Linked DNA regions of Homo sapiens: region 1 is linked to region 2. Evidence: chromatin contacts called from ENCODE Hi-C or POLR2A ChIA-PET data. All regions are on one chromosome and are shown on one strand. The core of a region is the stretch at or near the end of the contact, and the rest is flanking DNA. Distances in the headings are between cores, read along the strand shown.

Evidence for each region. A loop is a pair of places that touch in the nucleus more often than their neighbours do. ChIA-PET counts read pairs that join two places held with the same protein, here RNA polymerase II (POLR2A). Pooled maps may share reads with other maps.
Region 1: a loop to region 2 is called in a map with no recorded cell type, with 14 times the contacts of the local background. The contact joins the promoter of RAP1B here to the promoter of RASSF3 in region 2. A Hi-C loop is called at or near these places in 3 of 37 single-sample maps with no recorded cell type and 8 of 50 pooled maps. POLR2A ChIA-PET finds 5 or more read pairs at or near these places in 1 of 52 experiments (activated CD4-positive, alpha-beta T cell).

The regions. Positions count from the first base shown.
Region 1 is chr12:68,608,246-68,615,304 of GRCh38, forward strand. It overlaps RAP1B (RAP1B, member of RAS oncogene family), which reads left to right and starts at 2,654. Exons shown (of 8, transcript NM_001010942.3): 1 at 2,654-2,798. RefSeq lists a silencer at 2,511-2,970.
Region 2 is chr12:64,605,845-64,612,587 of GRCh38, forward strand. It overlaps RASSF3 (Ras association domain family member 3), which reads left to right and starts at 4,651. Exons shown (of 5, transcript NM_178169.4): 1 at 4,651-4,899. The coding sequence starts at 4,789. RASSF3-DT (RASSF3 divergent transcript) reads right to left here and starts at 3,622. Exons shown (of 2, transcript NR_187549.1): 1 at 3,501-3,622. RefSeq lists enhancers at 3,191-3,240, 3,461-3,520 and silencers at 4,151-4,220, 4,381-4,900, 5,111-5,180.

The DNA of each region.
Region 1 (7,059 bases), core at 1,404-3,903, 4.0 Mb after region 2:
CCTTGTCGAATTACTATCTAATAGATATGCCAATTGATGGATTATTCAAGAAGAGCAGAGAGCTAAGTATCAGGCTTGAAGATTGGGTAATTTAAAAGATGGTGATACAATTCACAAAGGAAGAGGAAAAGAAACTGGTTTGGTTACAAAGACGATGAGTTCAGTTTGCACACATGACCAGTGCAAATTGCCAGTGGAATATCCTGGAGAAGAAGTCAAGGAAATAAATAGGAAAGAGGCTCAAACTGAAAAGTGAGTTCAGTGTTAAGAGATGCAGATTATGGTATTCTCTGCATAGTGATAACAGTTTAATACAAATAACAATGATTTCCAGTCTAATAAGAGAAACTGTGTTTTTAATTAAATAGATTATTTTACACGTTCTCTCAAACTCTAAAAATTCTAGCTTCAATTTTCTAAAACCAATTTCTTTCTGGAAAAAAAAAATCAATTGCCCAAAGGACAAAGAGTTTTTCTAAAAAAAGAAAGAAAGAAAAAGCACAGTGTTCCCAGGTAACACTTCTGTGAGCTCAAAGTTTCAGACTTTCAGTTATCAAATTTTTATGCAATAACTGAAAAGTTAGTAAAGTCAAATTTATTTGTAATTCACTCATTCATTGAGAAGTTACAGTAATTCCAACGGACTGCTCTGAAATTTGCCTTTGAAACTTTTATTTAAAAAGGTTTTCTAAAGAATGGATGTTAAGTGTTCTCATAAAAAAATGCTAACTCAAGGCCAGGCGCGGTGGCTCACGCATGTAATCCCAGCACTTCGGGAGGCCCAGGCGGGCGGATCACCTGAGGTCGGGAGTTCCAGACCAGCCTGACCAACATGGAGAAACCCCGTCTCTACTAAAAATACAAAATTAGCCGGGCGTGGTGGCGCATGCCTGTAATCCCAGCTAGTCGGGAGGCTGAGGCAGGAGAATCGCTTGAACCCGAGGGTGGGAGGTGGGGGCGGAGGTTGCAGTGAGCCGAGATCACGCCATTGCCTTCCAGCCTGGGCAACAAGAGCGAAACTCTGTCTCAAAAAAGAAAAAAAAAATGCTAACTCAGCCGGCGCGGTGAGTCACGCCTGTAATCCCAGCACTTTGGGGGGCCCAGGCGAGCGCATCACCTGAGGTCAGGAATTCGAGACCAGCCTGGCCAACATGGCGAAATCCCCTTTCTACTAAAAATTAGCTGGGCGTGGTGGCACGCGCCCGTCATCCCAGCTACTCGGGAGGCTGAGACAGGAGAATCTCTTGAACCTGAGAAGCAGAAATTCCAGTGAGCCGAGATCATGCCACTGCACTCTAGCCTGGGTGACAGAGCAAGACTCTCAAAAAAAAAGGTAACTCTGTGAGGTAATGTAACAATGTATACATTACTTCAAACGATCATGTTGTATACACAATAAATGCAGACAATAAACAATTTTTAAAAAGATATTTTTCTAAGGAAATAGAAATTATCGAAATAGGTAATCTACTCAATTAACCTAAATTGTAAAACATTATAAAACACAGAGAACTGTTATAATTCATTCTCATCTATTCATTTAACTTAGGTTAGCTTAGTTTTCAATCACTACATATTCTTAAACGGAGTGAAATTAGTCACATTCCATTTATCTTCCAAATTTATCAACGTTTATTAAGATTTATTTCAAGAATAATTTGTACAGGGCCTAATTAAATTATGAACCAAGAAAGTTAGTCTTAAATGACCCCTCAATCCCTTTTCCCTGCACTTTGCTCTCTTAATCTCCTCGCCCATCAAAACTGCTTCAAGAAAAAGTTCTGATAAATTTCTTGTACTAAGGGTAAGTAAGAATGGTAAATTCCCGTGTTAAGTTCCCGCCCTTTTTGGAACGAGGCATTTTGGAACAGAAAGTGTTTTCTGGTGCCCTGAAGTCACACGATAAACCTACTTGCCTATGGGTAATCCTGTGAAGTGAATAAAGCGTCCAGGACATGCATTTAAATACGCAATTTATTTTAGTTATATAAATGGCGTTGGTTTAGGTGCAGGGTACAAACTTATTTAGAAATCATCGATTTGTTAACTGCGTTTGGCATGGGAATTTGGAAAGAGTTCGCCCGGGTTAAGACACCAATGGATAAAACACTTGTCAATCCAGGAGAAAAGGCATCTCAAGAATGGAAAGACTTGCTGGCCCAGGCTCCCTCGGGGAGCTCTAGGTGTAGAAAATGCGCGCTCTCCGTTACTTCTCGGTTACTTTGCCCAGCACAAAGGACGACGCGAATACCAACAGACTGGACGAGTCGGTGACTACAGTTTGCATTAAGAGGCGGCGCCTTTTGGGTTTCGGAGGGTTCCACTGGAACCCACGAGGGTCAGGAACACCGACGCGCGGATTCCGCCCACCAGACAGCCTGGGGAAGCGAGCCTGAAGGCGCGGCGCAGCTAGAGAGAAGAACCTCGGCAGACATGCCGCCCAGAGGCAGCTAAGGGGCCCGTGGGCAGGGCCTGCGCTCCGGCTGCGATGCAGGCCGGCTAGAGGCCGGCGCCGAGGACCCGGCGCGCGGCGGCCCCGCCCCCTCGGCTCCCCTCGCCCCGCCCCCTAGGCCCGCCCCTTCCCGGGCCGCGCACCCGCGCGCCCCGCCCGCGGGCGGAAGCTGGAGCGAGGCTGAACGCCTGACGTCAAGGCGACATCGCCAAACCTCGCCCAGATTCAGGCGTGTAAACCAGCCGGAGCGGCGCGGCAGCGGCAGGACCGCCGTGGCGCCTAGAGTAGCGACCCGGGGGGAGCGCGGGGCGACGCTGGCTGCAGGGACCCGGTGACAGCGTGAGAGGTTCGCAGAGTGAGTGCGTGGCCGCTGAGGGAAGCCGCGGCGGCGGCCGCGCGGGGCCGGGCGCCGGCTGAGGGGAGCGGGTGGGGTGCGGCGAGGCGCGGGCCGGGCGCGGCGGTCAGGGGCCCCGGCGGCGGCAGCCCCTCGGCGCGCGGCAGGTGGCGCGAGGGCCAGGCGCCGGGCCCGCGAGCGCGCTGCCTTGCGGGCCGGCGAGGAGGAGCAGCCGCCGCCGCCGCGGGAGAACAGCGCGCTTTGCGGAAGGGGTCAAATGTCTGAAATATGGCGGAGGAAGTGAGAGCCCGAGGACCCCCCCACCCGCCCGCTCTCTTCAGCCCGCGTCCGCCGCAGCTTCTCCCGCCGCCCTCCTTTCCCCGCCGGCTCCCCCGAAGACTCGCTCCCCGCCCCGAGCCCCCTCGCTTGTCGCCTGGGTTCCCTCCGTGGTATGGGTGGAAGTTAGAACGGAAACCAGAAAGTTGTCCTTTGCGAAGACCTAGCTTCTCCCAGCCCCGAGCTAGGGCGAGGAGCCTTCGGGGGAAACCACTCCCAGGCGCCCCGCGGGCTTGAGCCTGACAGCGAAAAAGTTTGCCTGAAACGGGGCTTGCTTGCTCCATTTGTTGCGGGAAGTGGCAGGAGGAAGGCAGCGGAGAGAGCCCCACTTAGTCTGGCAGCAGCCACCGTGTAGAGAAAAACTGTTAAAGGGGCCTTTCCCTTCGTCAGCAAGAGGAAATCTCTTTCTCTTAGAGGGAGAGAAAATCCAGGAAGTTTGTCCTCTTCTCTTTTTCGCCATCTCGAGGTGTCTAATCCTAAAACTATCAGCGCCATGAATTTTATTTAAAACTACGCCCAGTGAACCGGGCTCTCCGGATTTTTCTTCTGAAAAACACTGATGTCTTTTGGAGAAAAGATCATTTTTGCAAGTTAAAGCAGATGGTTTCCTTCCCCTTCGCTTTCCCCCCTCTCCCACTCTCTTTAATAGTTTAGAAAAACATTTTGGCCCTGTAACTTCTGATTGGTATGAATAGAAGCAGTTCTGTGTTGCAGTAAGGGGAAATCACATTTTTACGGGGTAGAAAGTTGACACTAAATGAAGATTGTGATTTTAGTATTTTAAAATTAATTCCGTCTAATTGGATTTTGGTTTTGCAGGCAGCATCTCATATATGTCGAGTACTTAACAATTTAAAGCTCTGACTTGTAAATTTATTTTTCAGCTCTCTTTTTTCGTAATTAGAATACTGTTTGGACTTGCTCAACAAGACCTTATCTTAACAAAAAGTAACTTATAGAAAAGGGAGACATTCATTTAACTTCAAGCCCATATTATTCTTAAAAGCTGACTCTTGAAATAGTATTTATTGAGTCATAGTGGAGTCATGGGACTTTTTAAGGGCCGGAAGGGACTATTTAGATCATCCAGTCCCACCCTGTCATTTTATGGAGGAGGAAACTGAGGCCTAGATAAGATAACCAGTTAGTGGGTCCACTGACCTTTAGGACAGTAGTCTATCCGTAAGAGACAACATGGAGAAAGAAATACAACGTTTTTATAGTGAATTATCATCTTACAAAGAATATTCTTCCCATATCGCACTTTTAAAAAGTGGGTACCTTAGTCAAATAGGAGAAAAAACCACTTGAGTAGTTTCATCCTCAGGTTTTAGGTGAGGAAACTGATACTCAGATTAAATAACTTTAAGCACACAGAGCCTGAATGATAGTCTTATTTGAGCTCATCTGTGCTTTTAATGTGTACTACGTTAGGTGTTTTCACTTGCATTTCCTTTAGTCTTATTTGAGCTCATCTGTGCTTTTAATGTGTACTACGTTAGGTGTTTTCACTTGCATTTCCTTGTTTGACGTTGACAATAAATCGTGAAGCTGCCTTATCTAAGGAAGTCCTAAAGTAAATCATTGGAACACATGTAGCCAGTTTGTTGTTTTTAATATGCCAGGTATCAAAATATAACTGAAGAACCAATGCTAAACTGACTTAATTTTAAAATGTTGTATGGGGCATGAAAATGATTGCTCTGGCTGGGCGTGGTGGTTTACGCCTGTAATCCCAGCACTTTGGGAGGCCGAGCCGAGGAAGGCGGATCATTTGAGGTGAAGAGTTCGAGAACAGCCTGGGCAACATGGTGAAACCCCGTCTTTACTAAAAATACAAAACATAGCCGGGTGTAGTGGCACGCGCCTGCAATCCCAGCTATTCGGGAGGCTGAGGCACGAGAATATGAACCTGGGAGGTTCACATTGAATGAACCAGCTTGAACCTGGGAGGCGGAGGGTGCAGTGAGCCGAGACTGCACTACTGTACTGCAGCCTGGGTGACAGAGCTAGACCTGTCTTAAAAAAAAAAAAAAAAAAAGGAGATAAGAAAATGATTGCTCTGCTCTCTTTTACATTCTCCCCTCACCCACGACCGCGTGAAAGTCATCTCTCTTACCTTCTATGACACGCATTACTTCCTGCCTCCTGTTACCATTTTATATTATTTATTCCATTGAATTGTGAACTCCAACCACAAGATATATATTGTTTTGTATGCCTTAACGCACTGGCATGGTGCCTTGCAATAGACATTCAACACCAGTTAAATGTAAGTACCATGAGGGTAGGGACTTAATCCATTTCATTCTTCACAGTAATCTTCCTAGCGCGTTGCCTGGGCACAGTGTAGCGCGTTGCCTGGGCACAGTGTAATGGTTAGCGTTTGAATTTAGGGATTAATGGTAATGAACATTCAAAGAGAGGATATTTGAAGAGAACAGTGTAATCCTTTAAAAAGAAACATTTACATATTGGCTTTGGAATCCCTTTTACTTGACAAATTAATTTTCGTTTTATCCTCAATCCTTTTCAGAATTCCAATATTTTCTCTTAGCTGTATAAAGGTAAAGTGACCCCCTCCCATAATAAAGAGCTACCATGTAAGGAGGGTATAGCAAAGAATTAATTATTAAAATAACTAGATCCATTTTTGTAAGGATCCTTTCAATTGTATCTTCCTATCTAATTCAAGATTGGTGGAAGGTCTATGCAAAGATTGATAACATGGTAACTGATTAGACATGTTATTTTAAATGCAGTCCAAGATTTGGATGAAAAGCTCACGTTCAGGTTTTTTTTGCCTTTTGTTGTAGGTACTCGATAAATATTTATTGAGGTAGTGAAACTAATCTGAAATTGGATCTGATACAGAGAATTTGACCGATTTTACAAGGTGTCCATTTACTTTTTCCCCATAAGTATTGTTTAAATAGGCTGTTTTATTATCGACTATCACACAGATCTTACTGATTTGCCTCATTTCCTTAAAGATGTAAAATAACTGTGTTTCTCTGTATGTTTGTGTTGCTAAAGAGGAGGTTGGGTATTGATCTGCAGTTTCTAGATTTGACTGGCACTAGGAGTAATTTAGCATTTATGAATTAGCTATTTACTGCTGTTTTATAGCAGTGATGTCACGTGTTCACTCTATAGAAAAGTTAGGTAAAGATTGGTCTGTCTTAAACTTTCTGAGACATAGGTTGTGACTAAAAATATGCCCTGGGTTTTCTTCCCCCTCCTGTCATTATTGAGGACTCCATGGTCTAAGAGATTAGGCTGAAGTTTTTGTTAGCCTTTTCAAATTGAATTGAATTTTAGAACAAGTTAAGACATTTTGGCTGATGCAGTGATTCATTGTAACATTGGACAAAATTTTTAGTTCAGCCATCTGTAAACAGGAGTACTGTACCATGGCTCTGGAAGCTAGTGTTTTTCTGTGTTCATAGATTATTTTGCAATGGTATTGAAAGGTACTAATTGCCATTTGAGGTCTTAAGTTCTTTGTAAATCTCATAAGCACAGTGGAAGCAGTAGCTACAAAGAATAGATGAATTTATCCATTTGCAGTAAAAACTGATTTGTATGTAATCTGTTGTACTTTGAACCCAGTTGAGCACTGGATTCTAAAACAAGTCTCTTTGGTCGTGGAGAGTTTCTATTTTAAACAAGAAAAGTTATCAGGAACTTTTGTGCTGCCTTAAAAACATCACTTTTTAAAATTCACCAGCAACAAAAAATAGTATCACTTACATTCCGTATTTCATAACATTGGACTATTTATTCCTAATGTTGGTCAAATCAAGGGTACAGTAGCAACTGATTATTTAAGCAGTAATTTAGAAAGATTTTTTTTCCTTTGAATCAGTAGAGGGTCAAAATTTTTAAAACTTTCCAAAGAACCTTAAAACAGGAAAAAATGAAAATGTGGGGGAAA
Region 2 (6,743 bases), core at 3,401-5,900:
ACCATTGCACTCCAGCCTGGTAAAAAGAGCGAAACTCCGTCTCAAAAAAAAAAAAAAAAAAAAAGCAGCGAGATAATATCTTATGTCACATAACAAGAAGTCCTAATTAGGGTGGTGTCAAACCTGGTTAATCAAAGAGCTATGAAGTCTTTGTATTGTTCTGCTTTGCCATGGTGTCTATTTTGTCCACAATATGGCTACAGAATTCCTAGGTACCATATGCAAGCATGCAAGATCCAGAGGAAGAAGACATAGTCTTTTTTTGTAGGTTTCTTTTAAAAGTGAGGAACATCTTCCTAAAAGGCACCAAGCCAGGTTTCCTTCTGGTCTCAGTGGTCAGGTCTGTGAGACCTGTCCATGCCTAAAGCAATCCCTGGCAAGGGGAATGGGACCACTACGACTGACTCTGCACGTCAGGCCTTACCCCTGTGAGCTGAGATTGGACTTCTTTTCCCGAGGGGATTCTTGAATTAAAGTCCTTGTTTAGTTAACAAGAAAGAAGTGAGTGATGAATGTTAAGTATGCAATAAGGTCTAATATTTGGGGCAAGAAAGATGAATATTTGCTTGATCCTATTCTATGCCAAGGACTTTGCCTGGATTCTTTCACTTAATCCTTACAGTAAACCAAAGAAAATAAAATGAAGACATTGTCATCCCCATTTTGCTGCTGATGAACCTGAGGCATAGAGAAGTTAATTAAATTGTTAAAGGTCACATAAGAGTCAGTGATAGCCAAGGCAGGCAGATCACCTGAGGTCAGGAGTTTGAGACCAGCCTGGCCAACATGGTGAAACCCTGTCTCTACTAAAAATACAAAAATTGGCCGGGTGAGGCGGTGCGTGCCTGTAATCCTAGCTACTCGGGAGGCTGAGGCGGGAGGATCGCTTGAACCCGGGAGGCAGAGGTTGCAGTGAGCTGAGATCATAGCACTGCACTCCAGCCTGGGTGACAGAGTGAGACTGCGTCTCAAAAAAACAAAACAAAACTTGAACTTGGTTGCATACATTTAATTTTATTTATTCCACCCCCTTCCCTGAATTTGAAATGTTAAAAGTGTCTAGTTGCTTAACATGACATTTTGAATTTTTACAGATACAATTTTCATGAGCTAAATTTTAAATTCACAATATTTTAATTAAAAATGCTACCAGGCTAGGCATGGTGGCTCACACCTGTAATCCCAGCCTTTTTGGAGGCCGAGGTGGGAGGATCACTTGAGCCTAAGAGTTCATCAAGACCAGCCTGGGCAACATAGTGAGATCTTGTCTCTACAAAAAAAATATAAAAATTAGCCAGGCCTGGTGGCATATGCCTGTAGTCCCAGCTACTCGGGAGGCTGAGGTGGGAGGATTGCTTGAGCTTGGGAAGTCGAGGCTGCAGTGAGCCAACATGGCACCACTGCACTCCAGCAACAAAGTGAGGCCCTGTCTCAAAAAAAAAAAAAGCTACCAGAAAAATATGCAAATATCATTATGCTGCTTTTAGGAAACAAAATCACAATTCTTCCTTCCTTTATTTATTTATTTATTTATTTATTTTCTGAGGCAGAGTCTCCCTGTGTCGCCCAGGATAGAGTGCAGTGGCGTGATCTTGGCTCACTGCAACCTCTGCCTCCAGGGCTCAGGTGACTCTCCTGCCTCAGCCTCCCGAATAGCTGGGACAACAGGCATGTGCCATCATGCCCAGCTAATTTTTTTATATATTTTCAGTAGAGATGGGGGTTTCACCATGTTGGTCAGGCTGGTCTTGAACTCCTGACCTCAAGTGATCTGCCGGCCTCAGCCTCCCAAAATGCTGGCATTACAGGCGTGAGCCACCTCACTCGGCCCTTTCCTTTATTTATGTTTTTTTTGTTGCTTAAAAGCAGTGCTTCCATTTCATTATTTGATCATGGCTTTTAAAATTATTTTATTTATTTATTTTTTTAAGAGACAGACTCTTACTCTGTTACCCAGGCTAGAGTGCAGTGGTAAGATCATAGTTCATTACAGCCTCAAACTTCTGGGCTCAAGTGATCCTTCCACCTAGCCTCCTGAGTAGCTGGGACCACTAGCATGTGACACCACATTGGCTAATTTTTTTTTGTTTTTTGTTTTTGTTTTTGTAGAGACAGGGTCTCATTTTGTTGCCCAGGCTGGTCTTGAACTCCTGGCTTCAAGCAATCCTCCCACCTCGGCCTTCCAAAGTGCTGGGATTACAGGCGTAAACCACCATGCCTGGCCTAATCATGCCTTTATAAAAAAATCATTTTTTTTTAGAGAAAAGGTCTCACTATGTTGGTCAGGCTGGATAGGAACTCCTGAGTTCAAGTGATCCTCCACCTCAGCTTCCCCCTGTGCCCCACTCAATCATGCCTTTTTATTATAACTGATTCTGATGGTATGCTGACAGATATACAAATTAATCCAGTCCTTTGGAGCTTAAAAATAATACAATGAAAAAAATCATTTTTATGGTGTGGTGCATCATAAAGTTTATTTATTTATTTATTGAGACGAAGTTTTGCTCTTGTCGCCCAGACTGGAGTGCAATGGCGCCACCTCGGGTCACTGCAACCTAGGCCACTCCGGGTTCAAGCGATTCTCCTGCCTCAGCCTCCCGAGTAGCTGGCGCACGCTACCACGCCCAACTAATTTTTGTAGTTTTAGTAGAGGCGGGGTTTCACCACGTTGGCCAGGCTGGTTTCCAACTCCTGACCTCAAGTGATCCACCCGCCTCTGCCTCCTCAGGCGTGAGCCATCGCGCCCGGCCAATAAAGCATTTTAATGCATTTTTCCTCAAAGTATTCATAAACTTCAACTTGTTCTAGGTAAAATTATTTTCCCCTTTCTACCCACAATAAAATGAGTAATTTAAGCCCTTAACCTACACATTATTCTTACCTTGGAATATTTAATAAGAGCTGCGCTAATATTATATCTGAATAATGAAATAAGAGAAACCAAATAAGAAAAATTTGTCATAAAGCCCTATTCTCCTACATTAGATTATGTGCATGGCACACACACGGATCAGCTTAAGCTGGGTGAAACTATATGGAGTTAGAATTCCTGGCTTCCTATCATTCAGTAGCTGTGTGGCCGAGAAGAAGACTTTAATGTTGTAGGACCTTTAAAATGGGCTGTAACTCAAAGGCCCTCCTTCTGGAGTTGTTGTGAATCACGTGGGGTAATATATACTAGTTTACAAGATGGATGTGTAAGCCCGAAGGTGGAGCAGGTTTGCAAGCCTTCTTTCAGCCTAGGGACAGTAGGATGACTCATGAGTCAATTCTTCTCTCCTTCCCGTCATTTCGGGTCCAACTCTTCCTCCTGTAGTCCACAAAAGAGCACGGCTGACCGATACCAAGCAGAGAACCCAGTAGGGTATGTGACCACGTTCAGATCAACAGAACGCAAAGCAGAACGGTCCGAGTACTGCCTCCTACAGCCACTTTCCTTTCTTTAAGCCTCAGCTGCTGCTCTAGGTGTAAAACCGGCATAAAATAGCACTACGTACCTTGCAGAGTTGCTCGGAGGATTGAAGGAGATAATGTAAGAGAGTTTGGCTAGTTTGGCTATGATGGATGGACATTTTCTCTTTTCTAACGTCTCTCTTCCCCTCCTAATGAAACCTCTTCTGAAGCTCGCTAACTATAGCAGGGCTTGCAGCTTCAAAAAAACCTTTCAGTCAAGATCTTGAAATTAGTATTATTTAAATCAGTGCAGTAACACCAAGGTGTAAAAGACTGTTACCCACTGGTGGCTTTAAGAGGATTAGCTGACTGAAGAGTTTTAGAAAACATGGAAACTTTTTTTGTACGTGGATGGATGGAATTCCCTGATCTCCTTATCCCCACCACTTAAACCATGCCTTGTGGGTGACCGTGGAAGGCTGATTGTGGCGGGGACATTTACAAAGCACATTTAATTGATAAGCACTCGATTGTTCTGTAACTATAGAACTAGTTCACCTTTCAGTTGCACTGAGTGCGCCTAAGATAACGATCTTATTTGGAAGTGAGCCCTCGCTAGAAAGAAGGGGAAAAGGGTAAGACCGAAGCTCAAATGAATGACCAGAAAGGATGTTTTCATTCGAATAAACTCAACCCAGTTTTTGACCTCCCCACCCATCTCTGCCAACTTGAAATCCTCCTGGAGGGGCGAGCTGCTGGGGTTCAGGACTGGGCGTTGCGGCTGCAGGAAGCCGTGGGACCTGGGGGGTCCCTCGGCCGGGCAACCCCCACCCACCCCTACAGGACCCTGGTGCGGGGGCGAGCAGGGAGTGGACGCAGAGAAAGTTCCCCGCTCTGCTCCCGCCCTCTCCGAAACTCGAGCCAGCGAGGCTGGGGGCGGGCGGACGGCTCGCAGAGGAATTTGCAGTTTCCGGGAGGTTGAGGAAGCGACCCGAGCACAGCCCCAGCAGACGCAGCCCTAGCGCCCGGCTTTCCGGGTTCCGCGACGCTGTCGGGAGAAACCCGCGCGCCTGGAAGGGGCGGGCCGGGCTCCCCCCACCTGCGGGCGGGCGGGGAGGGTCGCGGCCGCGCGGGGTGGGGCTCGGCCGGTCGCCCGTCCGGGGCGGGGCCCAGGGAGGCGGGGTCGCGGGCGCACCGGGGCCGAGCCGCGCCTGGAGCCTGGCGGGGAGGCGGCAGGAGGGGCCGGGAGAGCCTGATTGAGCGGCGGCCGCAGCTGCATAAGGACTGCCCGGGGCTGCGCGCCGGGAACCTCGCGGGGCTGGCGGGCGCCGCACCCCCTCCCTGGCCGCCTGCGCCCCGGGGAGGCCGCCCGCGCGCGACGGGACCGGCAGCATGAGCAGCGGCTACAGCAGCCTGGAGGAGGACGCCGAGGACTTCTTCTTCACCGCCAGGACCTCCTTCTTCAGGAGAGCGCCCCAGGGCAAGCCCCGCTCCGGCCAACAAGTGAGTGGCGCGCGGCGGGCGCTGCAGCCCGCGCCCCAGAGTTCCGGGGAACCCGCCAGCCCGCGCCCCCTGCCTCCACGTGTCTCTGCGGGGCGCTCGGGGGATGCTCGCCGGGAAGGAGGAGCGGGCCGAGAAGTGGCTTCTGCCTTTTCGGGTCCCGGGAACGTGCCTGGAGCTTGTGCGTGTAGGCGAGGGAAGGCGGAGGAAGGGCGGGGAGGCTGAGGGCCGGCTTCTGCCTTCCGCGCCAGATGGCCTCTGCAGCTCCGCCTCGGGCTGCCGCCTGCGGGGAGCAGCCCCGGAGCCAGCAGGCGTCCCCGGGCCACTCCCCCAGGTTTCCCCTTCGCGTCCCCGCTGGGTCGACGGTCGGGTTCGCGCGCCTGTCCTTCCTGTTAGTCAGCTTACTCATCTGTGGCCCCCAGAGTGGCTTGGGTCAACGTGTAATAGCTAGGGGTGGCCGGGTGACCTGACCTCCCCTCTTCCTGGCCCGGGCGACCTGGTGGAGTGGGGGTCCAAGGGCACCGTGGGCCTCGCCACCATAGGCTCTCACTAAATCTCCGTTGCGGGACTCAGGGTTGTGCGTTTTCTGTAAAGCTAGGTTTTTTGGTGCCCAGATGTTTTGCAAACAAGCTCCTATGCTAAATACTAGCCAGCGACAGCTAACCTTTTCGCCGGTTTCTTCCTTTTTTGGAGGCAGCATGCCGTGGGAAGCACGAGTTGGGAAAAGATGGGAAGGGAACTTGTGCCAGTTTCGCCAGCTGTAGCCGTGTTTTTTGGGAGGCCTTCCCGAAACGGGGCACGTCGGCTGGACTGAGGAGCCCGGTGCTAGAGCCCGCGGCCTCCTGGCACTAGGAGCCGCACCAGGGGAGCCGGGCCAACCCGGCCACGCTCACATCAGATTACAGAAGATTGTAATGGCACAAATTTGTTGCTTTTAGAAAACAGGCGTTCGCCAAACATTTCTATTAATACCGGACTGAGACCTAGAGACTAGAAGCAAGAAGAATCGTTCAGGGGCCGGATGATAACTTCTTTTGGTGGATGTGGGAGGGTGCAATCTGTCAGGGTGGTCTTGCCAGACCTCTTAAGTTTAGCCACTTTCTGAAGTAAAATTCTTTCTAAAATTCGGAAGTTCTAGTCTTTTCAGGCTCTTAAGTCCCAAACCAGGAGGAGGAGAGGAGACGGTGAAGGGTAAGCTGAAGTCAAGTGCCCTTATTCAGTAACCGCAGTTAATCTCAAGTCCCGGTGCCATAGTTGTCCGTCTTGTATTGTTTCTAAGGCTTAAGGCCCCACTATTTACGAGTCACTTTGAGTGGGATCTCTTACTTTCAGCAGAGTGTGTTCTGAGAGCATGAGATTGCTGTGAAGTTTGGAAGTTGGAAACGCCCTCTCCTCCCCCATGCCCACCCTCCCTGGGTTGTAGAAAAATTGCATTTGCTTATGCTTTTTCCATTTTTGCTTTCTCTTTCTTGGCCTCTCTCTTCCCCTTCTCCGTTTTGCATTTTCTCCTTTCATTTATGTTGCTTTCACCACTTGACATGAAAAGGAACTCATGGTAGTTTGAAGTTTATTCCAGAGGTGTCTGCTAATCTCCTGAAAACTGGCTGGTTCTTGGATTCTCCAGGGGTGAGATGCCACAAGGGCCAAACTATTCAGGTTTGAATTGTATGAGAATCCTTTAGTGCTTTAAAGAGTAAAGACATCAGTTTTTTTCTAGGTTTATATGCATTTAGCGTTTCTTTTTTTTTTTTTTTTTTTGAGATGGAGTCTCACTGTGTTACCCAGGCTGGAGTGCAGTCGTGTGATCTCACTGCAACCTCAGCTTCCCTGGTTCAAGCGATTCCCTT